Linked DNA regions of Homo sapiens: all the other regions are linked to region 2. A link is a contact called in ENCODE Hi-C or POLR2A ChIA-PET data. All regions are on one chromosome and are shown on one strand. The core of a region is the stretch at or near the end of the contact, and the rest is flanking DNA. Distances in the headings are between cores, read along the strand shown. Region 1 overlaps HDAC9 (histone deacetylase 9). Region 2 holds the start of SNX13 (sorting nexin 13). Region 3 overlaps LINC02888 (long intergenic non-protein coding RNA 2888). Region 4 overlaps LOC101927609 (a long non-coding RNA gene). Region 5 holds the start of HDAC9 (histone deacetylase 9).

Evidence for each region. A loop is a pair of places that touch in the nucleus more often than their neighbours do. ChIA-PET counts read pairs that join two places held with the same protein, here RNA polymerase II (POLR2A). Pooled maps may share reads with other maps.
Region 1: a pooled map shows a loop between it and region 2 (2.5-fold over the local background). The contact joins the enhancer-like site here to the promoter of SNX13 in region 2. A Hi-C loop is called at or near these places in 1 of 37 single-sample maps with no recorded cell type and 2 of 50 pooled maps. POLR2A ChIA-PET finds 5 or more read pairs at or near these places in 1 of 52 experiments (OCI-LY7).
Region 3: a loop to region 2 is called in a pooled map, with 3 times the contacts of the local background. The contact joins the enhancer-like site here to the promoter of SNX13 in region 2. A Hi-C loop is called at or near these places in 5 of 37 single-sample maps with no recorded cell type and 6 of 50 pooled maps.
Region 4: a map of naive thymus-derived CD4-positive, alpha-beta T cell shows a loop between it and region 2 (8-fold over the local background). The contact joins the enhancer-like site here to the promoter of SNX13 in region 2. A Hi-C loop is called at or near these places in 3 of 168 maps with a recorded cell type or tissue (CD4-positive, alpha-beta memory T cell and naive thymus-derived CD4-positive, alpha-beta T cell), 1 of 37 single-sample maps with no recorded cell type and 9 of 50 pooled maps.
Region 5: a loop to region 2 is called in a map of OCI-LY7, with 3 times the contacts of the local background. The contact joins the promoter of HDAC9 here to the promoter of SNX13 in region 2. A Hi-C loop is called at or near these places in 2 of 168 maps with a recorded cell type or tissue (B cell and OCI-LY7), 10 of 37 single-sample maps with no recorded cell type and 7 of 50 pooled maps. POLR2A ChIA-PET finds 5 or more read pairs at or near these places in 1 of 52 experiments (PC-9).

Annotation. Positions count from the first base shown.
Region 1 is chr7:18,664,751-18,670,346 of GRCh38, reverse strand. HDAC9 (histone deacetylase 9) reads right to left here. Exons shown (of 26, transcript NM_178425.4): 12 at 3,871-4,134. Among named protein-coding and RNA genes, the nearest start is that of HDAC9, 170 kb to the right of the region's middle. Within about 2 kb of position 2,751, at least 4 of the 41 ENCODE cell types and tissues checked have a DNase peak (open chromatin) inside an H3K27ac peak, as active enhancers do.
Region 2 is chr7:17,935,732-17,941,909 of GRCh38, reverse strand. SNX13 (sorting nexin 13) reads left to right here and starts at 1,416. Exons shown (of 26, transcript NM_015132.5): 1 at 1,416-1,626. The coding sequence starts at 1,615.
Region 3 is chr7:17,401,555-17,407,499 of GRCh38, reverse strand. The region is part of intron 1 of LINC02888 (long intergenic non-protein coding RNA 2888); the gene reads right to left. Among named protein-coding and RNA genes, the nearest start is that of LINC02888, 30 kb to the right of the region's middle. RefSeq lists an enhancer at 886-2,085. Within about 2 kb of position 4,304, at least 2 of the 41 ENCODE cell types and tissues checked have a DNase peak (open chromatin) inside an H3K27ac peak, as active enhancers do.
Region 4 is chr7:17,231,714-17,237,892 of GRCh38, reverse strand. The region is part of intron 6 of LOC101927609 (a long non-coding RNA gene); the gene reads left to right. Among named protein-coding and RNA genes, the nearest start is that of AHR, 64 kb to the left of the region's middle. RefSeq lists enhancers at 3,022-3,281, 3,432-3,481, 2,587-3,786. Within about 2 kb of position 3,677, at least 15 of the 41 ENCODE cell types and tissues checked have a DNase peak (open chromatin) inside an H3K27ac peak, as active enhancers do.
Region 5 is chr7:18,491,733-18,497,081 of GRCh38, reverse strand. It overlaps HDAC9 (histone deacetylase 9), which reads right to left and starts at 1,333. Exons shown (of 26, transcript NM_178425.4): 1 at 1,059-1,333; 2 at 758-820. The coding sequence starts at 779. RefSeq lists an enhancer at 1,555-1,604.

The sequences.
Region 1 (5,596 bases), core at 1,502-4,001, 730 kb before region 2:
TGACTGAAAAGTCACATTCCAAATTTCCTTTGTGTTTGCTCAAATTCTTTGATTGCCTTCAATATTTTCTTCTTAAAACAGAGATGAAGCAATGATCAATAATAAAGGGAATAATAGTCTCAAACTCCTTCTTTTGTATCTCCAAGTTCCTGATATAATCAGTTACAATTGGAGACCTCAAACTATTTATCATTGTAAACCTTCAATCACACACCTACAATTTATACATATTACAGCGATTCAAAATTGTACACTTCAATTATTGAAAAAAACACAATGAAACACCAAATTAAAAACAATACTCTATATATATCTATCTGTTAAGTACTAGGTTTCAACAAAAGGTTTAGTGTCTGAATTCCTTTTCAACATCCTTTGAAAAAAAGGAGCATAAAACAATATATAACAATTTCTAGAAGACTATCTTTCTCAGATCTATGAAAAGTAGCAGTCTACACTTCATCAACCACCTTCACCAATGAGAAGGTGAATTTTTACTTCCAGAAGAAAAAAAATCTAATGATTATTTATTTCAAGACTTGGCAATAACTATTTTTTCTAATGAAAAGTTTTCTAATGCTGGATTGATGCTTTGTTTTAAAACTCACCCTATATAACACTTCAGAAATCAGATATACACTATAAAACCATTTTTTAATTGATTTCTCTAACTCATACTTTAGGATCTCTGGTACCAAGTTAGTCCTGTAATTTTATAGTTCAAAGGCAAATTTCAGGAAATTATAATTAGCAATAATGGTATTTCCAGAATTGTGACTGTATTCTCAAATTTATGGCACTATAAAATGATAATCCATTCTGTAACAGTCAATAATTATAGCTCCAGATTTCTTGATACTCTAATGCAATACTGATGTGACTTAGAATACGGCAGAGTTGCCTTTACTTGAATCAGGCTCCTATTCCTCACACTGGTATTATAATAATTGTTACCATATAAGGGGAGATCATTTAATTACTATTTTCTCTTTAAATTTATGTGCTGTCACTTTCTACTTGTATTTCAAGATCTCACTGTAATAGACATAATTATTACGACACTTGGAATATTATTCATTTTAATATTTATTGAGTGCTTGTTATGTTCAAGGGATTGTGTTAAGCTTTTTAAAAATAATTTTTTAAGTTGAGCAAAGTTAGGAACTGACATCTATTTAGATAAAGTTTTATATTTAGAAGTTGACATTTTAATTTAAATACCAAACATGATAACATATCATGAAAAAGTTTACACTGGCAAAAGGAAAATGAAACAAATTTTACATGTGTTAGCTATTTGAAAATTTTGGATGTAAATAGTTGAAAGTCATTATTGCTGAATTTATTGTTTTTAATGGTATTAGATGTAACTGCTCAAAATGTCTTTATTTTCTTGTTTCAACAAAGACTGGCAATGTATTTTGATATATGAGATCTAGTGTGCAAGCTTCAACTTCGATTAAATACGGCAAGTTTACACAAAGCCAAGTGTATGAAAGGGGATCTTTTAAAAAAAACTTTATTTGAGAAAGGAAGAGACTTATAACAGAAGGCAAGAAGGGAAACATACAAACAATATATTTACAACACAAAACAAGAGATCACCTTCAAGGGTGTAAATTATAATAAATACAGTAGATTTTAAAAGAGACATTTATCAATTAATTCTAAGATTATTTAAGTCCAGCTTTCCTTTTCACTGGTTCCAGGTAGTTTCTTGATTAAATTCAAAGACTATCAAATTCAAACAATTAACGTCCACCAACTGTACTGATGAAACTCTCTCAAATGACATTATAAAAAATAGTTTTTTTTGTTTGTGATTACATATCTTTGAAGTAATATTATACAAAAGTCTGCTCAGCCACATGTTCCTCCCCAAATAAAATGTATTTTAAAAGATGCACTATCCCTTTTTTATGAGATTGAAAAAAGACTTTGAAGAAAATGAATATTTATGAGATGGAAAAAATATACAATTTTATCTTAGGCATGCCATATTTTTAATGCAAAACAACTGACAAAAAGTCATTTTAATATGAAGGAATATACTAACCAAAATATGTTGGTGATAGGGAGTGTTCCTATTATAGCTATTTGTCAAATTATCAGAAGGACTTTCATTATGTGGAAAACTTTTAAACTTTCTAACTTCTAGTTATGTTAATTTAATTTGAATGGAGACTTTTTAAAAAAGGATAATGTATCTTTAGCAGTAACATTTTTAAAGAAATATTTTTAAATGTCACAGCAAAATGTAAACAACACGTGCCAATAACATACAGTTGAACAATGTCTACATTTGGCAAAACTGCTATATCTCCTTTGAAATAGGATACTACACCTTGAAATACCTCGGATTTAGAAATATAAATATTTTAATAGAAAAAACCTCACAAAGATTCTAGGTCAATTTGGATTATCCATATTAAAGGGGTCTTAATACAACGAACCTTTAACTAGCTTAACAAAAGTAAACCTATAAAACAAGGTAAACATATCAAAAGGGAATATGAAGGAAATGTTCCAGTGAAAAGCTTCCGTAACAATTTCCCTACTTGTGGTGTTATTTTCTTAGACAATAAATCAATTCATAGAGTGCCCTTTAAAAACAGAAAGAGTAAAGCACTATCCTCAGATTTTTTTTCCTACATTCCTCAGTACATGAATCACTTGGACTTCCTGTTTCCACAAGGCATTTCCTGTTCACCCTCACAGAATCACTTTTCTGTAGGAGAACAGCAGGAACCTGACAAAGAACTGACTTGAATAAACAGTGTCTTCTGTTGCCTTCAAAGTTGTTTGTATTTTATAGCATCAAAGGACATAGTCCTCCTGAAGGTGCATTATATACAAGTAAATTTTTTTGTTAAACCTATCTTTTCTAATTGTTATTTGCCAGAATGTTACGGTATATGCCCATGTCATTATGGAATTATACTTAAGAGATTCTAGTGACAATATAAAATATGATACACCTTCTTTTCAAACTGATTTTGACTTGATATCAGATAATATTCATCCTGTTACTGTGTTTTTTGCAATTGTAGACACAATATTGTATCTGATTGGACCATAATGCTGCACATTACTTCTCACTAACATTTGCATCTGCTTCATTTGCTCTTTTTTGATAGACAGTGTCATCAAATTACACAAAATAAAAGTAAAATGAGCAGTGCTATGTGAGACATAATCTAATATTTAAAGTAGTGCTGCAATTTGCATCTATATATTTAAAACCACCTGTATTCCTAATATGTTCAATTGCAACCTACACAATAACCTAGGACTACTGGCATGGTGACCAGAACATTTCTACTTAACTAAAAAAAGAGAGAGGAAGGAAGGGGCAGACTACCTTTAACAGTGTTCAAGACTATAGTATGATACATTATGTACAGTGATGTGAAAATTAAATTCTAGATGTTGCAAAAAATCAAAAACTAATCGAATGCTTCATTGATCAGACTGGGAGACTATCCAGCAGTCACTGATCTCAACACATAAACTCAAAATAACAGTGAATTTGTTTTCTTTAGAAGTAATTGGTGTAGCAGGCTTTGGGATAAATTTAAAGCCTATTAACTGCTCAGATATTATGTATCATAATTTTAGTATAACAGGTATTTCCTTACCAGTGGATTTTCAATGAAACATTGATATCTATATAGAGATCAGTATATAGAAAGACCTCTATATAGATATATACATATATCTGCATTAGGTAGAATCCTTAAACACTGAACTCAAATCATAGAGAAATATAAACTGATAGGAAATCATATCCATTTACCAAACCTGCAATGCATTTCATGTTCAGATAATGACTTTAATTACAAATCCTGGAGCTAAATCTTTGCCTATTACCTGTTGCATAAAAGCAGCCTGCTCCCCAGATTCCATTTCCTGGATCTGAGCATCTTCATCACTGTCCACTGGTTCCTCCTTGACCTTCACAGCCCCAACTTGTCCCAGTGTGTCATCCACACAAGCACTGCTGTCGCTCCTAGTGCTGTTGCCACTAGAGGGCGCTCTGTCTTCCTGCATCGCCTGGTCCCCCTGAAGCTCTTCCTCTGCTTCCTCAAGGTGACTGCCTGGTTGCTTCAGTTGTTCAATAGATTTCGAAAGCAGCTAGAAGAGAGTGTTCAGGGGTTCAAAATTCAGTAGTTCTTCATGGTAACAGAGAAGCAAATTACACTTTGATTTCTAATAACTCATACACTGTGATTTCTAATCATTGAACATAAATTTCAGAATGAACTTGTAGGCAACAAGTTTCCTCAGTAATACTAAATCTAAAGTAGTCCCATTATTCCATATTGTATGGGTCCAGTAGGCAGTGAATAAGGTCTTTAAGTGTTGGATTGTTTTTTCTTTTTAATGGATCACTCTTTAATGCAGTTAGAACATGGTGTAGAAAAAGGTAAATAAACTATCCATGGAAACCCTGAAACTTTCAAAAGGACATGTTTTGAAAGTTGAACCTGGGAATAATACTTTTCTCAAAAGATAAAGGGGGTGATAAAAAATGTTGTCAATATCATTTTTCAACGAATGTTAAACGCTATGAAAGCCAGAACACAAATGCTAATAGTCTTTGTCTAATTTTCTTGTACCTATACAGAGAAACGACAGTCAAATGAAAAAGCATCTTCTTATATATATTTGTAAGAACTAGAAATATTTATTTTGATATTCTGAACTTTAAAGAGGTGTATGATTTAAAAAAAATTAACAATAAGATGTTTTATGAACAGACTCAAATGGAAATTAAATATTAGAAAAGAATCAGGAAATTATTTTTTAATTTGGAAATCATTATTTAGACATTTTATTTATTTTATAAATTAGATTGAACTTAGTTTTCAGAAGTCAATGAATTAACTGCTTAATGATTTTAAAAGATAACTGACAATATGCCTAACTTAAACAATAGCAAAATATCATAACATGAAAGCTCAATAAATGGGGAAAAAGTCTCAAGATTATTTTGTCTCACACTGGTCATTTGTTTTATTTCACAGTGGCCCTGTGGACCAAATCATCTGCAGACCTTGAACTGTGTTTTCAAGAGTTGCTAAGTTTTCTGCTAAGTCAGTGCCTATGTAAGCAACATGCCAATTATTGTAACTAGCAGCACACTTATAATACTACCACCATAAACATGAATGCAGATTTTTCTTTGTCAAATTCATGCTTACCTCCCACTCACACATAATTACAAAATACATGTTTTAAAATGTGAATACTTAAGTACTCAGACTTAGATGGACACCTCAGCCTCTTTAGGCTTATAGACTTTCCTGCAGTCCACGCAACCTCAAATGGCCCTGAACACACTAACAAAGTCCTTTGATTTCACTGTAGGTAGATTTATTAGGAATTTTCATTCATTTGTTCAACAAATATTTACTGAGTGCCAACTATGTTCAAGACACCATGCTAAGCATTAGAAAAATAGCCACTGCTCTGCCCTCATGGAGCTTTTAGTGAATGTCTTAGAAAGCTTCAAATACTTATTCCTATTTTCAAGTATGACAAAATGCTTTGAAGAAAGAAACACAAGGTGTTATAAGAGCACATACTGCTTGGC
Region 2 (6,178 bases), core at 167-2,666:
ACATTTTATTGTATTGCAGAGGTCAGAATTTTGCTGGTCCAGCAATGTGGAAATGATGTACAAAATGCAGATTAAAACAACAAGAAAAACTACTTTGCTTCAATTAGTTGAATTGAGCAAAATCAGTTTTTCTTGAATTTTTTGCATGACTGCTTAAATGAACCGTTTTGTTTCCTTGACACGATAGAGATAATACAAGGTTTGCAATGCCCTTATTGTTTTGAGACTGTAAGAGTAATACATTAAGTAAATTTCATTTAGCACAACAGTACTATTGTTAAATGGAGGGAAAAGATTCTGGTAAAAGGGAAGAAACTCCTGGCTTTAGTTTTCTAAAATGCTTTTGTACCTCTTGTAAGAATGACATGGAGGTGTTTTTAATGTCAAGTCTGAAAATTTGCTTTTCAATTTACTTGGAAACTGGTTTCTAATACAAAACAGGGTAGCACACTTTCCCAGCATGTTCAGGTAAACTACTTTCATCACAATTCAGGTAGAAGTGACTGCCTTTAATTCCGTACATCGCAAACCATCTAGTGGTAGATCTAGAATGGCGTCAGTCTCAGGGACTTCTATGCACATTGAGTTCCAGAGTTCAATTCCATTTAAGTTGGGACTATTTACAATGACATTTGCTGAAATTTGCTCACCTTGATATACAAGCATATTGTATTAAGCAGCTAGTAAACCTGTGGAGATAGCAGGTAAAACGTAAAGCCTGTTTTACGTTTTTTTAGAGGTGCATTACTTGTAGCATAACTAAACCTTCATTGTTAGGCAGGTGCTGGCCAATTACATCAGCAAGTCCTAACTCCGCTAGGATCGGGGTAAAGCCGATAAGCCGCATCATATCTACAACCTGTCTCGGACCCCTGTAAAGAACTCACTGAGGATTGGTAGGGACAAAGGGAAGTTTCTGTCAAAGTTTAGGAGAAAAGGGCCGCGCAGGGAGCTGTTTCAAATAACACTTAAATCCCAGGAGAAGAAAGCCGAACCCCAACTCTTCGGTCGCCGCGGGGCCAGGGAGACGCGAGAGGGAAGTTTTTCTAAAGGAAATCTGCCGCCTTGTCCCCAAGACCAGCGAGGTCCGCAGCGCCATCAGTCAAGTGTCGGCCTCTGGCATTTTCTCCTCTCCCCAGGGCGGGCCAACGCTAGTGGGCGGTGGATGATGCGCCGGCCCCAAGGGCGCGCACGTCCATTCCCGGAAGGCTCGGGCGCTGGGGCCCCTCTGCACTCCCAGCGGTCCCAAGTTGGCCCAGGCGCCCGGTCCCGGGGTCCTACAAGTCAGCGCCAAGCCGACTGCCGACAGCCTACCTCCGCTTCTCCGCGCGCCGGCGCTATGGAGACGGTCACGAGACGCCAGCAGCCCCTGCGCCCGCCAATGGGAACGCACGTTGCAGCGAGACGCGGACGTCGCTCTTCCAAGATGGCGGCGCGTCCGTCGCGAGCGACCGGGCCGAGGGGAGGCCAGCGAAGCCGAGTAAAACCGCCGCCCGGGAGAAGACTGAAGGAGCAGTTGCCGCCGTTGGCGGCGGCCCGAGCAGTTTTCGCTGCTGCTACGGCTGTTGCCATGAGGCGAGGCTAGGGAGGACCTCACTTCCCCGGGGTGTAATAATGTTAACTGAGGTAAGCGGCGACGGTGGCCAGTGTTTACCTGTGAAATGGGGAAGGGGCCGGCGCCAGCCCGTCAGAGAACATCATCTGTACGGAAGGTGGGCCTGACCCTTCGCCGTGGGCTCCAGGGCCCGAGGAGCAGCGGGGATCCTACAAGTGCCCTCAGAGTAGGAGCTGTGCTGACTCAACAGAGTCCCACCACCTCCGGCTGCCAGTGCCTCGCCTTTCGCAGTTGCCACTTGCCACTCGCCCCTGGCACTGGTCTCCCTCCTGCTGTCACTCCCTTCTAACTCATCGCTCCCTTCTTCGTGTCCCCTTACACGCTACTCTGTGGCAGCGTTGGCCTTTCCACGTTACTGCTGGTTCTTGTGATCCTATGGTTTGCCCTAGGTCTCCTTTCTCTGGTCCCTGGGCTCCAGGGCCCTCCGCCTCCGAGCTCGGTCAGCACCCTGGGGTTGTTGCTCGGCCCGACCGGTTTGTTTCCCACCCTCTACTTTGACTGCTTCATGAAGTGGACTTTTTTATCTCAAGCTGCACATGTATGGCTCAGTTGGGTCATCCCCCTCCCCCACATCCATCACCTTTTCGGTTAAATCGTGGTCATCACAAAGTTCAGTTTAGCATCTGCCACCTTGATTTGCGTGTGGCCCCCTTGTTACTCCCTATGGAATAGTTTTTTTCTTTGGACCTGAAATGGAAGTAGGGCAACTATGACGAACCAATCAATTTCCCTTTTCTAGTGCCTAATGGGCATTGCAAAAAGCCGACTTTTTGAAGAAGTAGAGTTTGCCTTTACTAGCAACACTTTAAGGGGAAGAACTAAATCGGTGCAACTAGGTACTTGACCCAGGTTAGCCCAGTTATGTGTTGTAGTATCTGCAGGTGTAGGTGTCACTGAACATAAAATACTGAACCTTGTGATTTGATGAAATACCTTTTTCGAAGCCTTTCACTTTAAGTACTGTGAGGATCCTGACGTGAGGAACTGACCGGATTGGGCATTTTTATGGGCTGAACTGAATAGGAAACAGTTTTAGTGGGCAATGGGAAGTATTCCTACATGGGCCAAAAAGGAAATACAAACATTTGTAGGTGAGTGGCTTTTATTTTGTGAAAAGTGATGGTAAAGCACGTACTTGCCTGAAATTTCAGGTCCTTGGAACGTGACTAACTTTGAGGAACTTTATACTTTGCTGTTTGTACTTAATCTAAGCACAGAGCCTGGCATATGATAAATACTTACTGGTTGATTGTAACTTCTACAGTACGTATTTTTAGTTGTTTGAAGTTCATTTTATATTTCTAAATTCTACAGATTTTTCATTCTTGGAGTTAATTGAGATTATGGTTATAGCATAAGTTTGTGTTGTGATTAGCAGTAATAGATTAGAAAAAAGAGTTATAAGTAGCAGAAGTTTCATTTTTACCTTAAGTGTGATATTTTAGTGGGAACAGTTAGCCTTATAATAAGTGTTTAGTGTTGTCTCTAATGTGTAATATTATATGATATGATCTTTTCCTTAAACTTAGCTTATGTTAACATGTTTCAGAGTTTTAATACTTTCAAATGAACTACTTGTGTGTCTGCCAGTAAAATGATTTGGAAAGATGGAGCTTTCTCAGCTTCTGTATTTTAATGCAATTTTGCGTTTTAGGGAAATATTTTAAACAGTAAATCAATGATAATATTAAGTAAACTGTACTTTAGTACTTTTTGTGTGAACACTGCACAACTTATAAGTGGCAGAAGCAGGATTCCAACCTTGGCAGTTGCCACCTAGCCCATTCTGTTAACTTTTCTAGATTGCCTCGCCAAAGTAAGACCCAGATTAAATTGTACTAAAGTCTTCCCTATAGTTTTCAGTAGTCGTTTATAGATTAGGAAACTGAAGCCAGAGACTCTTGTCCAAGGTCAATTATTAAATATTAGTGACAGTCGAAACTGGAATCTCATCTCCTAACTCTCAGTAGAGAGCTCTGACCGTTTTGCTCAGCTGCCTCTCAAGTAGTTTTCAGCTCTCTTGATAGATTTTAAAACATGCTATTGTACTTCCTTGTCTGAATATTGTCAGTAAACTGAAAATGATTATTACTTAAAAAAGACTTTCTGCTTTACCTTAGCTTTTTTTCCTTTTCATTTTTTAAACAAGGCTTCTAAGCCTCGTAAACTAGTCCTATTTTGAGATATTTTAGATATAAAATTTCACTCAATATTGGCTACTACAAAATTAGTGTGAGACTTCCTTTTTATTGCTTCTGCTAGACATTGCTGACTTAGATCAGCAGCTTTTAGGAGATGTGATTTAATTCATGTTAGGTCTCAAAATGTGTAGTGATGAGCTGTGCTATGAAAGATTCTCCTGTCTTTATATTAGTCATGCTCAGCAAGCATTTACTGTGCTCAGAAAGTGGTGAATTGTAGTATGTGCCTGGATTCTTTACATCTCAACACTGAGGTAGGTGATATCCCCATTAACCAATGATAAAACAGGTTGAGAAAGTTGAAAGAGCTTACTTAGAGTTGTATAAAGAATGGAGGAGACAGAAATCATATTTAGGTCCTCTTATTCCACATTGTGTGCTTTTTATGACTCAGTGTGGAATGCATCATTAATTTTCTTTGTAGCTGATAAAATCAGCATACTATTTTTATTTTTTTTTAACCAAGGTGAGGATACTAAGTACATAGATACATAATGAGAATAGTAATGATAAGTGTTCATATGAAACTTTTCAGTTTTGCGTTTTGTGAAAATATATCTTTTTTTTTTTTTTTTTTTTTGAGACGGAGTCTTGCCCTGTTGCCCAGGCTGGAGTGCAGTGGCGCGATCTTGGCTCACTGCAACCTCCGCCTTCCAGGTTCAAACTATTCTCGTGCTTCAGCCTCCCAAGCAGCTGGGATTACAGGCGTGAGCCACTGCACCGGGCCAAAAATATATCTCTAATTGAAACCTTTTCAGAAATGAGAAGCCACACAAGTGATCAATTAAGGACCATTTTATATTAAGCTAAAATGGAATATCACTCAGTTGAGCAAACTAATATGTACATTGAACTTTGAGCCTATGAAATATAGATTAATGTAAATTGAAAGTATAGCTCCCATATAGTTCTCGATGTAAACTTTTTGGCTTCAATTTATATTATTTTATCTTAAATACAATGGAATTATTTAGAAAACTTGCTAGTCATATTTATGTATGTATTTTTTTTTTTTTTGCATTTTACATACAGGGATGAGCTGTATGTAACGTCTAGCTAGTTTTTTTTTTTTTATTTTATTTTATTTTTTTTAATGTTAGTTTTTTTCCCCTTCTGTTGTCCTTGCTCCTGTTAGGACTTCCTGCTTCTAATGTGACTCCTGCTATACTTGGCAAAAAATTTGTCATAGTGTACATGAAAGTTACTTGTTTAATATTCACTCCTCACTCTCCCTCTATCCCTTCTTTTTTTTTCTTTTTTTTTTTCTTTTCCCCTAACAGTAAACTTCATATATCGAAATTAGAGCATGGGATGTTTGTTTACCTGAGAATTTGTTTTAATTAATCCGAGTTTTCACAACATTAGAAGATAATGAAATATTTATCAGTGAATTTTTATCAAACACACTTTTAAACTTTTCTTGATACCAGGAGCAATTAGGATTATAATTCTGAGCATTTATTATTACAGAAAACTAAAGGTAAGAAATGTGGGAAAATGTGCTGAATACATTCCAGTGTTGTGGCATACTTTGGAGGTTGTTTTTGCATGGAAACCAGTTATCAACGTGTTGTCACTTGTCCTGTGTTTTAAAAAATAATAAACAGTGTAGCTATTTAAAGCTATTAGTTGTTTGAGTTGTCTGTAAATATGAATCATTAAGTGACTATTAAATAAAAATAGTTTCTATTTGTGTTGTTACTTCCATCCAGATTTGTTGCTTTTTCAATATTAACACTGATTCTCAGAGTTAACAGATCTGATATAAATGGGAAAAGGCAAAAAATGCAGCACTTTGAGAAGTTCCAGGTTAATAGTTGTTAAGTAAAAGGTTTTGTAGTTGAAATAAATTTGGAGGATATTTGCCTAAAGAAAGTTAATAGGTTTCTTCTCTGGATGACTTAACATAGTTAGTTTTTGATAGGTGATTTATTTTCAAAGAAGATGATAGAATTTACAGCATATTGCAGAGTCATTTAACCATGGAGGTGAATACACTTTCTTGTATTTCACTTAGGGAAATCCTGGAGTGATGAGTTACGTATCAAGAAAGGCTCCCTGAACATCCAGGGGTCCTTTTGAACACACACATGCACATACATCATACATCCACGCTCACACACAGTTGTCTTGCCCATAAGTGCTTAGTAAAATATTATGACTTGGTTTTGTTGATTAATATATTTGTAATAGAAATACTCTTGGGGCACATTAATCTTTAAGCTATATAAGCTATTTCTTCAATTATTAATGACACTGCAAGAGCTACTAACCAAAGCAAGAAGACCATAGGTCCACTGGCATTCAGAGGTGTCAAGAGGTAGGAAAGGGATTTTATAACGGGAGTGGAAGGACATCAGTA
Region 3 (5,945 bases), core at 3,055-5,554, 540 kb after region 2:
ATTGAATTTTTAATTTTAAGTACTGTAATTTTCATTTCTGAATGTCCTATTTTTAGTTTTTATTAGAACTGCCTAGTCATCTTTATAGTCACTTCTTCCTCATTCATGTATGTGACTTTCTTTTCCAACTTTATTCTTTTTCTTTAACTTTAAATACCAGTTTTGTAGTATAAATGTAACTAGTTCATTATCTAGGGCTGATTCTCTTGTTTATTGTTTCTACTGAAATTGACTCCTATTTCTTCTTTCATTTTGTAATTTTAGATTCTGGGATAATGTTGGGACTTTATAAATGGAAGTTCTTTGAGGTTGACAGTTGATTCATCTAGAGAAAATTATTTGCTTCTGTCAGGCAGTTAAGGAAGCTTCAAATCTAGGGTGGCAGGAGTCTTTTTCAGACAATGCAGTCGGTGAGATAGGGAATCCTGTATTAGTCAGAATTGTACAGAGATTAATAGGATGGATGGGTGGATGGATGGATAGATATATAAGAGAGATTTATTAGGAGAATTGGCTTACACAATTATGAAATCTGAGAAGGTCATCTGCAAGACGGAGAACCGGAAAAGCTGATGGTATGACTCTCAGCACAAGGTCAAAAGCCTGAGAACCCAGGAACTGCTGGTGCAAGTGCCTGAGTCCAATGGCTGGAGAACCTGGAGTTCTAATGTCCAAGAGCAGGAGAAGAAGGGTATCTCAGCTTGAAGGAGGAGAACAAATTTGCTTTTCCTTTGCATTTTCATTCTATTCTAGTCCTCAGCTGATGGGATGGTGCCCATCCACACTGAAGGCAGATTTTCCTTACTCAGTCCACTGATTCAAATGCCGATTTCTTCCAGAAAACCCTCACAGATGCACCCAGAAATAATGCTTTACCAGCTATCTAAGTATCCCTCAATCCAGTCAAATTAACACACAAAATTAACCATCACAGACCCTAACCTAGGGCCATTTGAGGACTAGCTCCGACTTATAAATTCTCACAAGATGCTCAAAAAATTCACCAGTTTTATTTGTTTCTTCATTCAGGGCAGGTTGTTTTTAATTTTTATTTTTTTCCTAATTTGCAGTTTCACTGAAGATGTAATTCATTATGGGTTCCAGAATTTGAATCTAACTCTCCCATTGTGCCGACCTGAGTTGATCTGTGTCACAACTGAAGCCCCAGGCCCCTGGAATTCATAGATGATTTCACTGCTTACAATTCTCTGAATTGGTCCTTCCCAGAACATTTAGCCTCTGATAACTCCAATGGTTTCCCTTACTCTTTCCAACACAGGCATGCATTTAAATGTGTTTTTCATTTTGTATCTACTACTTTTAGGTGCTTTGTAGCAGGATAGATTTTCAGGATATTTACTCTGCCAATACTGTTGGAAAAGGAAGTCTCTGTCTACTCTTCACCTTCCTGTAACCCCGTTTTGCCCCTAGCATTTTACAGATTCTATTCCTGCTAAGGTCACCAGTGACATCATAATTCCTAAATAAATACTCATCAGACCTTTTCTCACTCGGTAGCTTTCGAAACCTTCGTCCACTCTTTCCATGAATCACCCTTCTCCCTTGTATTATCTCATAATATTACACAGGCATGCATACACACACACACGTGCGCGCACACACACACCACACAAACCTTGGCATTTGCCGTTATGAGCTCTTAGGATATTATTTTCACACTGCCCTTCTTTCTAAAAAGGTCTACTAAGAAACATTAAAACAAAGAAATTTTCCTAATCCTCTATCCAATGAGATCCTGAACATACATCTTAATACCGCTGTCGCTTATTGCAAGAACCATTTGTCTCTCAAGTCTGCTCTGCCATTAATCTATTTTTTCATTAAAATTTATTTTTATTTTTTATTTTTAGATATGGGGTCCCACTGTGTTGCCCAGGCTTGCCTCAAACTCCTGGACTCAAGCAATCCTTCTGCCTTGGCCTCCCAAAGTGCTGTGACTATAGGTGTGAGCCACTTCACCCAGCCTTCCCTTTTTATCTTGAATAATATTCCTTGCCTTAAATTCTATTTTGTTTCATATTGGTTGCATGTTATACATTTTCCATTCTTTTACTTTTCTATATTCTTCTATATAAGGAAAATCTCTTGAAAGTAGCATATTTTTTTTTTTTCCAATCTGGCGATCTTTAGCTTTTAATTAGAGTACTTACTTTGCTGACATTTCATGTAATTACAAATATATTTGGGTTTAAATCTATCATCTTACTACCTTTTTTTAAATTATACTTTAAGTTCTGGGGTACATGTGCAGAATGTGCAGGTTACATAGGTATACATAGGTATACACGTGCCATGGTGATTTGCTGCACCCATCTACCCTAATACCTATGTCATCTACATTAGGTATTTCTCTAATGCTATCCCTCCCCTAGCCCCCAGCCCCCGACAGGCCCCGGTGTGTGATGTTCCCCTCCCTGTGTCCATGTATTCTCATTGTTCAGCTCCCACTTATAAGTGAGAACATGCGGTGTTTAGTTTTCTGTTCTTGTTTTAGTTTGCTGAGAACGATGGTTTCCAGCTTCATCCGTGTCCTTGCAAAGGACATGAATCCAGCAGCACACCAAAAAGCGTATCCACCACAATCAAGTCAGCTTCATCCCTGGGATGCAAGGCTGGCTCAACATATGCACATCAATAAACGTAATCCATCACATAAACAGAACCAATGACAAAAGCCACATGATTATCCCAATAGATGCAGAAAAGGCCTTCAATAAAATTCAACACCCCTTCATGGTAAAAACTCTCAATAAACTAGGTATTGATAGAACATATCTCAAAATAAGAGCTGTTTATGACAAACCCGCAGCCAGTATCATACTGAATGGGCAAAAACTGGAAGCATTCCCTTTGAAAACTGGCACAAGAAAAGGATGCCCTCTCTCACCACTCCTAGTCAACATAGTATTGGAAGTTCTGGCCGGGGCAATCAGCCAAGGGAAAGAAATAAAGGGTATTCAAGTAGGAAGAGAGGAAGTCAAATTGTCTCTGTTTGCAGATGACATTAATCTATTTTTAAAAAGGGGTGCCAGCCCCTCTTAGAAGTTTGCCTGTTGCTTAAAATCCTATCCATTACTGATTTTATTACACTCCTGCTTCAAATTTGATTCATTTGCTTATAATTACTGGCGAATAAATGGCTAGGTGCCACTTTCAACGGCAAGCTTACAGTTCTGTAGAAGCTATAAAAGTCAACTTCAGAACAGCTGCCGTAGGATGGCTTGGGTTGGGAGGTTCTAGAGCTATAAGTCACTTCACCACCAGAATGCCAGATCAAGGGTCTGCTTTTTAGTTGCACCCAACAGACAGGAAGCAGGCTTATCAGTGACTCTTTAGCAATGGCTAATAAAGAAGATAGCTTAGATGTGGAATCTCAAACAGCTGAATTCACAGTAGCAGAGAGTAGAATGGTGGTTATTAGGGGAAGGGGCTGGGAGAGAAGAAAGGGAAGGTGCTGGTCAAAGTGTATAAAATTTTAGGTATGTAGGGTGAATACATTCTAGAGATCTAATGTATAGCATAGTGACCATAGTTAGTAATACTATATTATATACATGAAATTTGATAGGAGAGTATATCTCAAGTATTCTCACCACACACATACACAAGGTAACTACCTGAGAAGATGGGTATGTTAATTAGCTAACGATAGCAGTCATTTAACTCTCTATATTAAAACATCCTGCTGTATACCTTAAATATATTCACTTTTTTTGAAACAGGGTCTCACTGTGCCACCCAGGCTAGAGTGCAATGGCACGATCAAAGCTCACTGTAGCCGTTATTTCCCAGGCTCAAGAGATTTCCCACCTCAGCGCTCCCAAGTAGCTGGGACCAAAGGCGTGCGCCACCACATTTGAGTTTTTTTTTTTTTTTTTTTTTTTTAAGTGGAGATGAAGTCTCGCTATGTTGCCCAGACTGGTCTCAAATTCCTGAGTTGAAGTGATCTTCTTGCCTCAGTCTCCCAAAGTGTTGGGATTACAGGCATGAGCCACCACACTTGGCCTGAAAATATTTTGAAAACTTTAAAAATAAAAAAAAAGAAGATAGCTTGGGGCCACCCTGAATATCGTTATGAGACTCACCTCTGTATGTTTTATAGTAAAATATTATTCATTTTACTCATAAATCATGTTCAAGTGATATTTGAGTGGAAATGTTTTTCTTTCAGCAAATTCAGAGGTAATATCAAGGAGCATGATCTGGAGAAGGCAGCGTGGGTCAAATACTAAAATCTGGACTTACTGTCTCAGCAGTTGGCAAGCAACCAAGGTGAAGCTAGTGCTGTGGAAAGTCCCCAAAGGACCAGAGCAGATATACTCAGTGTCCTTTACCTCTACAGCTCCGCATTTTCAAACTCCCCCACTTGTCCTTCAGTCCATCCTCTAAATACTGTTCTTTCTCAGCTTGTGTTCTCACTCATCATCTCTTCTCATGCCACCTGACCTCCTTATGTGAGGTTCTTGGCATCAGTCATCAGATTTACCCTGACAACTCCCACGGATACATGATTAGCTCTGATATCCACCGGGGTTTAAAGAACTGTTGCAAATTCTTCCTGATTACCTCCTCTTAAAGGCACCTCAAATTCAATGTGACTGAAACGGAGCTCTTCCCCTGTATATCAGCTGTCAGTTCTCATTGCTTCAGCACCTAGTAAATTCTCTCACCAGCTCACTCCTTTCAGACTACTCCATAAAATCAAGAAAAGCCTAAAATGGCCAAAAACTAACCTATCCTGCATAATCATCGCTTGTAATTTTGCCCACAACTTCAGTAGTTTGACGTAAAAGATGTTCCATTCTTTACCACTGAGTAAAGAAGTTAAAAATGTTCCGTAATTTCGAATTCCTCTTTGTTCTAAGACTTTACTCTCACCTCCGGGTTCACAGCTAAGCTCCCCCATGACTGATACCGCTGAAAGTCTTGTTTCAACAAAACATTCATGTATATGTAAAAAATAAATCATCTGACAAATTGAGAATTGCTCAATTTGAAAAACAGATTCAGTGATAAAGACAGAGGTCAATATTAAACCTATGAGTAAGGTAAAGAAATGGGCGGGAAGAAAAATAACCCCAAATCGTTGACTTCCCAGAACCCAGAGGCTAATAGGACTCTCACTTCCTGCTTGAGGTGAAAGCAAGCAAAGGCACCTCTGTTCCTATCTTGTCTTGGTCAAAAGATAAATATGAATTATTATTCTTTTCTTTTTTCATCAGTAAAGAACTTTCCATCACCCTTTTGGCAACTTTCTGCACCAGCCACTTCCCCCTCATAACTCCAGTCAACCGTTCTCACATCTGAGAAAAATAGGTGGAGGATATTTCCAGGAGCCTCTGTTGCTGAGGTTGCCCACAGTCAGGTAAAAGTGGGAGAAATTTCTGAACCACCAAAAACCTGTTCCTGAGAGACAGAAGTAGAAAAAACTTACACATATTTTTAAAAAAGAGAAGTTGAGGTGTAGGGGGATGGTGACTCAATAAAACTTCCTCCCATGATAAAATAAAGTAAAATAAAATAAAGTGAAAGTGTCTGCCACTACATTCTCAGAAGCCAAGCGTAGTCTTTTTATAGCCACCTCAGGGAGTATCTTCAGGATCTCCAAGCATTTAGATATTCCCAACTTCCACATATTTAGCACCTGGGGTGACAGGAAGGGTGTGTTCAACTCCATTAGCAGTATCCTTTGGAAAGGAAGCTGGGTGCACTCTTTCAGAACTGCTTAACATTTCCCTTTTAAAAAGATAGATCGGTAGAATTTAGTGAATTTTCCATATAGCTTAATTTCAATTCCATGTAAGAGCAAAATAACAAAATGGTCATATTTCTTTTATATTTGCTTTCTTCTTTTCTGAGCAGTTGGTGAGAGAGAGGTTGGTTTCTGGGAAGGTGATAATTTGGAGTCTTATTTTTTTTCTGCC
Region 4 (6,179 bases), core at 2,428-4,927, 710 kb after region 2:
CATGATCACTGTTCTCAAAAGTCTTGGACAAGAAAGGAGATGGGATACATCACACCAAAATCAAAGCAGATTATGACATTTGTGCTATGAAGGGAAAAAAAAATTGTGGGCTGGGCGCAGTGGCTCATGCTGTAATCACAGAACTTTGGGAGGCCAAGGTGGGCGGATCACTTGAGGCGGGAGTTCGAGACCAACCTAATCAACATGGCAAAACCCTGTTTCAACTAAAATTACAAAAATTAGCCGGGTCTGAGAGCACATGCCTGTAATCCCAGCTACTCAGGAGTCTGAGGCACAAGAATCGCTTGAACTGGGAGGCGGATGTCGCAGTGAGCCGAGATTGTGCCTCTGCACTCCCCACTGGGCAAGAGAGCAAGACATTATCTCAAAAAAAAAAAAAAATTGTGAGTTCAGAAGAAGGAGCCCTTTTGGGTTGGGGAGATTAGGAAAGAAGACTTGATGTATGAATATTAGGAGAAAAAAGGAGCAACAAATATGAAGAAATTAGATTCTGTCTGATTCATTTCAAACTTTCATTGAACATCCACTTTTTCCAATACACTATGCTAATTGGGGTATGAAGGAGAGGAAAGGAGGGAGAGGAAAACTCAGAGGTTAGAGTTTTGGGGAGATGACCTAAGTTAGTTCTCCATCCACATCAGCACAATGCCGAACACATGTAAACTAATAACTTATATTCCACAGTGAGTACTAAAAAAGCAAGTGGGTATAATGTCCTGTAGGAATTTCAATGAAAAAGTATTTGATTCTGCCTATGGGAGACAGAGATTCAGGAATACAACAGACAGGATGATGGTTGAGCAGAATCTCAAAGCTTCAGTAGATGGTTTCTAAGTAGATGAGAAAAGGGAAAGGTGGTTCACAAAAGGAAACAACAGAACCGTGGATTTGGGATGTTCTCTTGTCTTCTTTTTAGAGAGTCACAAAGTTGGAAACATTGTGGGGTGGCAGGATAACTCAGCTCTCTTATTTTTCTTTAAAAAATATAGATGGTCCCTTTGTTTCAAAAAAATAAAAAAAAATGTTTGGCTTGGCACCAGTATCTTCTACTCAACCACTTATGTCATGAGCAACTGAATTGACTCAGCTTCACATGTCAATCTCTGTTTTCCCCTGGTGAGTGTCCCAGAAAGTTGGGATGCAGGGGACAGTGATGCATTTAAGCAAAAGAAGAGCAGGTTCAAAGTGATGGAAGGTGATGATTGAGGAAAACAAAAGTTTTTAAAAACTTATGAAAAAGTTCAAGCACATATAATAAGAGATAGAATAATATACCCACTTTATTTTATCTCCTCCCACGTTATTTTGAAATAAATTTGAGATAGCATATCGTTTCATCCACAAGTATTTTCATATATACGCTAAAGGCAAAAAGACTCATTATGACAAAAACAATACAATGAACATACCTTCAGAATCGAAAAACATGAACTCACTTAACATTTTTGAGCCTGAGGACTTGCGAAACAATGAGTTTTGATGCTCTGAGATCAGGGCCCGAGATGAAGGAGTGTGGTGGCATTAACATGTGAGAGATGCCAAAGTGAAGGAAATAGATAACATCACCCAGGAATTTAAAAGGAGGCAAACAATGGAAGAATGAGTCTGTAGGGACAAATCTGAGTAAAGGCCATAGGTACTCTGAGTCTGGATGACATGAAGATCTGTGAGGGCTGAAGGAGTCAAGAAGTCTCATTTGTGAACAGAATGTGACTTCAGTTGGGCCTTAAAGGAGGATAGAATTTAAGTAGGCAGTGGTTTGTGTGAGGTAGTTCATATGAGGCAATTGGTAGGAATAGTTGCATGGAGTTCGAATGGTACAAAGGCTCACCTCACAGGAAGGAAGGCAGTGGTGAGAAACGAGTTCACCTAGGTATGGGAGGATACCATATACTTGTATAAGCCCAGCATTTGAATTTCATTCACCATTTCAGTAAATGATGATTGAATGTTTGTATCATACCAGACACCCTTCGAGGAGCTAGGGATACAACAATTTACAAGATAAGCCTTCTGCTCACAAGAAGCTTTAGATTTAACGTGTGTGTGTGTGTGTGTGTGTGTGTGTGTGGTGGGGGGGTGCATATAAGCAAAAATACCACAATTATTATAATTCATTCAATAAACACATATTGAACATATTCTGTAGGTCAGGCACCATGATGGGTGCTGCAGATACAATAATAAATAAGTCATGGTCCTCAAGAAGCCATTGAACTATTAAAGAGTTTTGATTAGGTCCCTGGTGGCAGATGAAAAGCATTATTTTATTTATTTATTTATTTATTTATTTATTTAATTATTTATTTGAAGACTGAGTCTTACTCTGTTGCCTTGGCTGGAGTGCAGTGGCATGATCTCTGCTCACTGCAACCTCCACATCCTGGTTCAAGCGATTCTCCTGTCTCAGCCTCCTGAGTAGCTGGGATTACAGGAGTGCAACACTACACCCAGCTAATTTTTGCATTTTTAGTACAGATGGGGTTTCGCCGTGTTGGCCATGCTGGTCTCAAGCTTCTGACCTCAGGTGATCCACCCACCTCAGCCTCCCAAAGTGCTGGGATTACATGTTTGAGCTACCGCACCTGGCCAAAAAGCATTTTTAGGGGAGGTTTTTTCTTTCTCCTTGTACACGCAATGAAGTAAAGGACAATCTGAGCCTAGATAAATGAAATGGTAAACCTTGATATAAGGTAGAAGCAACAATTGTGGAGATAAAGGGATTATATAAGAGATGTATTTGTAAAAAAAAAAATGGGGGAATTGAGTAACTGATGAACATAAGTCTCAGACAGAGTGAGAGAGAGAAAATGTATGAGACCATATTTGTTCTCTTTTTAGGTGTCTGAAAATTTGTTGTGACTAACATTTTAAATGTGACAATGTCATGAAACATTTTTCTGGGGACATCAGATTTCTTTGTAGAAAGGGGACTTCCCCATTGCCAATACCTTGACTCACTTATCTGTTCCTCCTCAGATGGGGAGTGAGTGTCATCTTAAAGCAAGCAGAGGTTTGTTTTGTTTGGATATCAATCTTAAGGTCTACTTGGAGCATCCAGAATGTTTCTTAAACGATTGACCAAATTGACCAAAGATGTTACAGTTTCTGAGGTGTCCACTCAGAGTCAGCAAACACTGCACAAATAAAAAACAATCGGTAAATTATTTCCAAGGATTGGAAACAGAAATCCTCAGATGATTCACCGATGACTCAGTTTTCTGTGTATCGCTTCTACTCTACTTGTTGCCAAGGGAACTTGGGGCCTACTTCCTACCACACGACGGCTATAAAAAGTACCAGCAAAAGCCGCAGTAGAGTAACTTCTCTACTCTTTTATTAAAAATGGCTAACGGACTAAATGTCAGTTACATAAGAAAGATTTAGGTTTGTCTGTGAAGGTCATATCTACCGGTACCATGAAATACTGAGAAACCACGTTGTTACTCTTTTTATCTTTCATTTGCTTTTAACTACACTGCTTTCTTTATGCGGGGCATTTTATATAATGTACCTAACATGCCAACAGAAATTGTATGTTCTTCATAAACTCCAGACCAATGTGCTTTTGCAGTGATAGAAGTGACCTGTGAAATCTGTGTCAACCTCAGAGCCAGGGTAAGATACCGTCATCACACTGCCAGCCTGCCTGCTTCTCTGGGTCCTTGTGGCAGGGGAAGGAGATGAGACAGGGAGTAGGAGAGAGACTGACTGCTACAAAGGGACCTGTGCAGCTTCACTCTTATAGCCACTGTCTGTGTGGATCTCTTTTGACAATCATCTTTTATCAAGCAACATAAAAATATCAGTACTATTAAGTATCCATAAGAAGGCACCAATCATGAGTGGATATTTCCATATATAAAACCTAGGTTTCTTTCCTTTCAATATGTGCATTGAGTTCAATTCTCATCTGGAAACAGGGAATGAAAGCCGCTTGTATGGATAGTTGTCAGGAAGACATATACAGGATATAAGTTAAAAGCACAGACAAGCATGTTCTGTGTTTACAGGGGGCAGGAACTCTCTCAGCAAGAAGTCCTGGTACGACAAGACAGTTAAAGGCATTCCAGGAATATACTGTTTTCATTTGGCTGTGAGTCTTCCTAGAAAATGTAAAAGAAAGTTTTCCCTGTTAAGATAACACATTTTCTCTTTATGGTTTCATGAGGGCAGAAGGAAGCTCTCAGCTGTTCTTACATAAAGCCTTGTCTGAGAGGTATGGGATGCCTGATATTTTTTATGCTTAGATTTATATAACATTATAGCTCTTCTTCTCTTTGAAGAGGCAATATGGTTGAATAAGATCATAAATTTAAATTTACTATTAAAAAGTATTAAGTATTATGTGTAATACACACTGATTTTTCTAAAATGCAAGTCTGATCTTGTCATCTCTTTCTACCTTAAAATTTATTATAGGTCTCCTATTTTTTAGAACATTAAAATCCAAGCTTCTTATGGGATGCAAAGCACTTGGTGGCCTCATCTCATTGTTCTTCTTTGTACTTGAGCATCATAGAGTTAGTTACTTGTAGCTTTGAATTCGTATTATTTTTCCACACCTCTGTGACTTGGTGCATAGGCTTTAATAAGCCTGAAATGTCTTCCCTCTCTTCCTATGTGATTGATTCCTATTTATCCTCAACACAAAATTCAGATATCGCCTGCTGTCTTGAGTCTTCACTGACTTAAAAGCAGTTCTTATGTAGGACCTCTACTCCTGTTCATATTTATGATGTTGCCTTTATAATGCTATATTTTGTCTGTTTCATCCTGTGTGCCTGTATTTTTTCTTTTTTTATACTGCATAATTCCTGGGATCCAGATTCATATTTCCAAAAAAACATCATTGTATTTCCAGCATTTTACACAGTCCCTGGCATATGGTAGTTGTTTATAACTTTTTGTTAAAGATCTTCCATTTTGCACCTTATGATAATTGTTAGATAAAAATCTAAAATAATGCATCACTAGAAAATGTAACATAGTAAATAAACATTGCATATGTGTGCCTTATAATGCCATGTAGAAAAGAGTGTGCTCAAAATTCCTTATTGGATAAAGAAGCAAAAGGTCATCGTGACATAAGTCTGATGCACGTAAATTAAAGAGTTATTTGTTCAACAAAGAACAGCAATAACAAAGTCTCCCAAAATCTGATGTCAGGATTAGCTGGTGAAAAGATTAAGATGTGTTTTTTTTTTCTCTCATTGTCCCAATACCTCTCAATGGAACCAACAAATATCTGCTGCAATGTCTGTTTCTTAAAAATTACCTGTTGGGCACCATGTACACTATTCAAGTTGATGGGTAGACTAAAAGCCCAGACTTCACCACTATACAATTCATTCATGTAACCAAAAACCGCTAGTATCACAGAAGCTATTGAAATTTTAAAAAAAATTAGCCTGCTTCTTAGCCAATCACTACTGAAGTTCTGCAACAGGCCTATCAACCAAGACGTATGAGATAAATTGCTCATTCCACCTACTGTTTCTTTGTCAGGGTACTCGCAAAGCTATGGACCCAAGTCTTTGAGAAGCCCTATCACTAGGAATAAAGGATAAGCATGAATTAACAGGGACAGAAGTATACGAGAAATTTTATTTTGAAGCAAGATTTATACTACCCCACTTCTGTAAGATCTGAAGTATCAGCACTATTTGACTTGCTGCAGAGGAAATCAGAACTAGTGTGAGGACCTGTAAACTTATATCAGCAACTTGGACCTTGCCTGGCCAAAGCTGTTAGAGCAGTATGTTGAGACACCTGGAGCTACAGAAGGAGTCACGCTCACTAAAAAGATGCCAGGACATACTGAGAAAGCTAAGGCAGAAATAGCACAATTGAGTCAAGTGCTGGATTAGGGCCAGAAAATGAAGAAAAATCACGCTGAGATATAATTGGGGAATAGAAGGATCTTTGAACAAGCATCGGGAATACTAAGTAGTTTTTGAGTGGTGTGTAGACAGGTAATCTTGGAATAAAATGTTTTGTAAATAATAAAAAACACCCTCTATTTCCTCTATGGGATAAACATTTTCTTCAAAGAGAAGAAAGTAGAGAGCTTATCTGTGCCAGGAATTCTAAGGCCTCAGTGGAGTTACTGCTTGGAATTTCTACCCAATCCCCTGGTAGCAGGCCTCCTGGCCAAC
Region 5 (5,349 bases), core at 84-2,583, 560 kb before region 2:
AAGGCTGACAAGCTCAATCTCCCACCAGCTCATCTCCTTGAGAAACTAGAAATTAGAATCTGTTCCTATTATCCTTTAAAACGCTGCACCTGCTTTTAACACATTTACATGTGTGTTATGCCATCACATCTGCCTGACAATGCTAGACTTCCCACATGTTTTTGAAGAAAATTAAAATAAGCATCTGCTAATAACAATTTTATTTCATCCTAAACAGTTTCATTTGGGGCTGATGAGAAAAAGCCACATAATGGAAAAAAGAAAACTACCTTTATAACTCTGTGGCAAACACATTTTAGAAGGTAGGTCTATAAATAGATGTGCTTCTGTAGGCACAGAGTAAATATAAAATCGTCAGGCTAGCGGGGCTGCAGTTTAAACTGAAGCCCCAATATGAACTTACCTGATTTTTAAAGTCCTATTAGAATAGGCTTACAATCAGTACACAGCTCCTTTTTCTAGTTGCATAGTAAAGGCAAAACACCCCCAACTACATTTTACTTATCTCAGTCTCATCTTTCATCAGAAGCAATAGTTTGCAATTTCATTCAGAAGCTGCTGTCCCTAAGCAGACTGAATATGCACAGAAACAGTAATGGAAGGGATCTAAGTTAAACCCTACAGACGCACCAAGAAAATAGCAACATCAACACGAAAAAGCAGCAATTTCCTTAAGAGAGGTGCTTTTCTTAGCTGCATTTCCCAAGCCAGCCCCCTTTCAAACCTAAAACGTCTCAGTTATGAAAGAGGATCTTACCTGAGCTGATCATACTGTGCATTCTTTGCTGAGCCAAGAGCTGCTCTCGTCCAGCCACCCCATCTGAGGAAAAACAGGAGTCACTCTCGTAAATTGTCTGCAGCATATTCCAGTCACTCTTACTTCAGCTACATGAAACATTCATCACTGCTCAGTGCACCGGCCCCAGGAGCTACCCTCGCTGGTTCTCCCTCCTCCCTGAGGAGAAGCAGCAGAGGATCAACTTCGACAATGATTTCCTTTCTGCTCAAATGGGCATCCACTTTTAAAAAGACCTGGACACTTTTCCCATGTTACCAACCTGTGTGCAAAGCAGAAAGGACAGAGTGGATGCTATAGCTCTCTGGAGTTTAGGTTATCCCGGAAACTACAAGCAGGTGGGAAATAGGAACGTGCTTCGGGGTTATTTCTTTGTCAGAATACGTAGAAAATTATTAAGTCTACCCACGAGAAAAAGAAACCAATTAAACCTGGCTTAGAGTTCTTCAGGCTGCTAGGGTTTTGTTGCAAAAACCCTCAGTCCTGCAAGTGGCTCCAGCCGGTGCCCTTCTCCTATCTGTGTCTGTGCCTCTCTTCCCCCTTTCTCAGTCTCTCTCAGCTCAAGTTGGCTAAAGCGAGTGATAATCCATTTGCATATGAATCAACAACAGCATGGCCCACAGGCACAGAAATAGAACAATGGTCGGCCTGAGCCAAAAATAGGTCAAGCATGGCCGAGTGATTGGAGCCTGCATTAATGCATTTAAAAATACCCCAGCAAACCCAGCTGTCCAGCCTCTATCTTTCCAACCATAATTCTCTATCGCAGGGCCTTAAAACCAATTAACTCTTTCCTCTCTCGAAGCTTGCTTTACACACTGTGTTTCCATACTGGCGATTCGCTTCCAAAGAAAGGAAGGCAAGAAAAAAAATTAAGAATCATAATTCTAAGAGGGCAAATGCACATACATTTCATTTCATTTTATTTTTGTAGTATGTGTTTTTGGAAGAGAGAGGAGAGAAGTACAGAGCTCTGTATTGGTTCTAAAATAATACTGGAAGCTTTTGCTCATAATGTGGTTTCTGCCTCACCCACGCACAGCAATCCTGGTGTTCTATTTTTGTTGCCTGTTTCTCAGGCTACACTGCAGTTGGCTGTAGCACTAGAAGCTTTTCTGCCTTCTAGTTTCAGGACTAACAGGAGATTTAGCAGAGGTACTTTTGGAAAACAAGCACACCCCAGAATAAAATTTTTATGAAGGACAGGCTTGATTTTTTACTTGCTATTTATGCAAGACAATTGTCCATTTCACAAATCCTATTGTATCTTAGTACCACCTATGAATTTTATCGCATCCATCCAGTTAGTACTATATCTATAAACAAAACAAAACACAAAACACAAAACCGTGGCTTATATGTGAAAATTTCCCCTCAGCCTCTCAGGCTAAATTCAATTTACTTGCAAAAGGAAAAGAAAGTAGTCTGATTTCTTATGGATACAGAATTTCTGAGCATATGCACCTGTTGATGGATAAATCATATATATGGTTAGTACCCAACTATGACTGTTCTGCATTCAGCTATACATTGGTTGCCCGAAATATGGACCTCCTAACTTTTCTGTAGAAATAGCATTTATGATAGTCAATAGATTACCAGACACATTGTGGCGTTCAGCTATACAGTACAGTAGATAGTATCAGAGTTTTATAGTCTCTGGTGCTACATTTATATCCTTTCTATATAAGAGATAAATTTTACATTCCAAAGAGGGATCCTAGCATCTTGTCACTTCCAAGAGCAAACCCAAAAGTGATAATCTACTAGTCATGGAAGCTCTTTTCTCTTTTCTAAACTAAATCAGCGAGGAAAATGTAATTCTAAGGCATCAGAAGCAACAGGGGAAAGAGAGGAAAAAGCAGATTATTTCAAAATTCCCAGAACAATCCGATGGAAGAGGGATCTTGGTCAACTCCAGAGTATGAAGTCAGAGGGGGCAAACAAGGGGACACAGAGTTTTGATGAAAGGGAAGAAATAAGCACGTTAAATCATTCATCAAATAGGCCACTGCTGAATTCCTCTTCTTTCACAGATTAATTTCTACTGAATACTCTACTTCTTGAAAAATTGTATTTGGATATGTAAGTTACAATTTTTAAAAAATATATATTCCAAACTGCGTTTGACTTAAGCTACACAACAAAATCTTATGTTCCTGTCAGTGGAAAAAACAAAAAGCAATTATCTGATTCCATCTGATATTACAAATAAACTTTTGATTACAAAATTTATGTGTAAAATTCAAAGGATAGAAACAGTGTGGACCTAATAATTTTCCTTAAGGATGATGTACTGAAGTAGTAACTATCATCACATTTTAGACCTGGGAGGAAATTTAGAGATAGTCAATTGTAGTTTTCAAACTCTGTCTCATGACATAAGGTACCTGCGAGTTGCCTAAGTTTCCTCAAAAAAGGTTCTCCGTGGAACCAGGGGAGCTCCACTTTTACCTGTTTCCATTTGGAGATTTGAGATTTCTTTTGAAGAACTTTTTTTTTTTTTATTCTACAAAACATTTATGTAAAGAACATTTTTTAAATTGCGGTATATTTGACAAATCAAGATTCTTTATATTTCAGGTGTACAATTTGATGATTTGATACACCTATACCTTGTGAAATAATTACCATAATCAAGCTACAAATCTATCATCTCAGCTAGTTACCATTTTTTTTGTGGTGAGATCAGAACAAGAACTTCTTATATTAAGAAAAACAATCATTGAAATTCACTCATGAGGAAACGAAGGAGGCTTGATTACAAAAGGACTCACTATTGGAGTCAGGCTTTAAAGACAGTAGCTTAAGGAAATACAGGTAATTAATAACTAACCATATAGGTCTAGCATTTATATTATCCAGTCTCACCATCTTGTCCCTTACCAAAATGATACAAATCATTATCTGAGATATTCCAAATAAAATTTAATATGATCTACTGATGAAAAATGGACCCACTGTCTGTTTCAGAGTGATTTTTAACAGAATACAAAAATTTATGATGAATATACAAAAGAGATAACAAAATCACCATATTGATACAATATGCCTATGCATCTTTTGTCTTTTTAAGTTTAAATTACACCTTCAAACAACAATTGATAAAAAAAGATCTCTCAGCTTTTATAATAAAAAATAAAAAATAGAATAAAACTCCAGAAGACTGAGTTAGTAATTATCCTAGTTCTTAAAGGATCCAGGAAAGGGCATTCCACATAAAATACTGTAAATAATGTGTCTTCTTCATTTTGACCATTATTTAACATGAGGTTTATTTACGTTTCATCCCTGCATTCTTGCAGTATGTTTTTCCATCAGCCATCTTCTCTTTTATTTAACTCTTGATAATGAAAAAATATTTTAGAGTGAAAAGACATTGGATACTTACAAAAAACCCCACTTGTTTCTCAGAAGAAAAATAAGTATCATCAAAACAACCATCAACTATATTGATTACCATATTTCCATTATTAAGAATGTTGAGTTAATTCTTCCCACATCATCTCAGTAATGTTAGTAAAGAAATGTGACTCAGTTTCTTTTGGGGTATTTATAAAACTACAGTTTACTAATGTGGGGGAAAAAGATATATGTTCTATTACAAGAACTATAACAAGCTAATACAAATGTCAGGCTAGGTAGATGGGTAGTTTAAAAAGTTTCAATGTAACAAATTCAAATTCAATTAAGTAAGCATTTATTGCAAACTAATCCAAATATTATATGTTATATACACATAGGTCAAAGAAAAAGGTAAAAAAAGTAACAAGGGCCAAAAAAATCTCAGGTTCTCAATTTAATAGTAAATGAAAGTGGGAATTAAATCCTAATGTAAAATGTTATTTCAAAGTTACCATAATCCAATTTCTTTCTATGCAGACATATAAGCAAAAAAAAAGTATTAAAAAACCTGTATGGCACCAAAATATTTCCAGAAATATCCTCAGACCTCTAGCTCACAATGACCTTTTCTAAAATGGATTTAGATCACAATCCTGAAAGACACAATCCCACATGCCATAATCCTGAATGTTGAAATCTGAAAAGATACAAAATCCCTAAGGTCTAAATCCCTTAGGTCTAAAATCTCTCACGTCTACAATCCTGAAAATAACAATCTCGAAATATTAAAATCTCAAATATGAAATCTTGAAAGCTGCATTCTGGTGAAGCGATTAGTTTTTGGTCGTATGCAGGATTATTGCATCATGTTAGTTGCATCATGTTAGGCGGCTGTTACAGTCTTTACTTGGAAATTAAGTATGGTTAAGGAGAGACTTACGGGAGCCAAGTTGACAAGGGGTGGACCTGTGGATTCAATTTGAGATGTCACTGGATTAAATACTTAGAAACCTATTAAAGCATTTTTTGGGTGTGTCTGTGAGGGTGCTTCCAGATGACATTAGTGTGAGTTTGAGTGGATTAGGTGAAGAAGATCTCCCCTCAATGTTAGCAGGCACCATCCGATCTGCCGGGGACCCATATAGAACAGACACAGGAGGTGAACTGGTTTCTGTCTGAGAACTAGGGCAGGCTTCTCTTCGAATGCC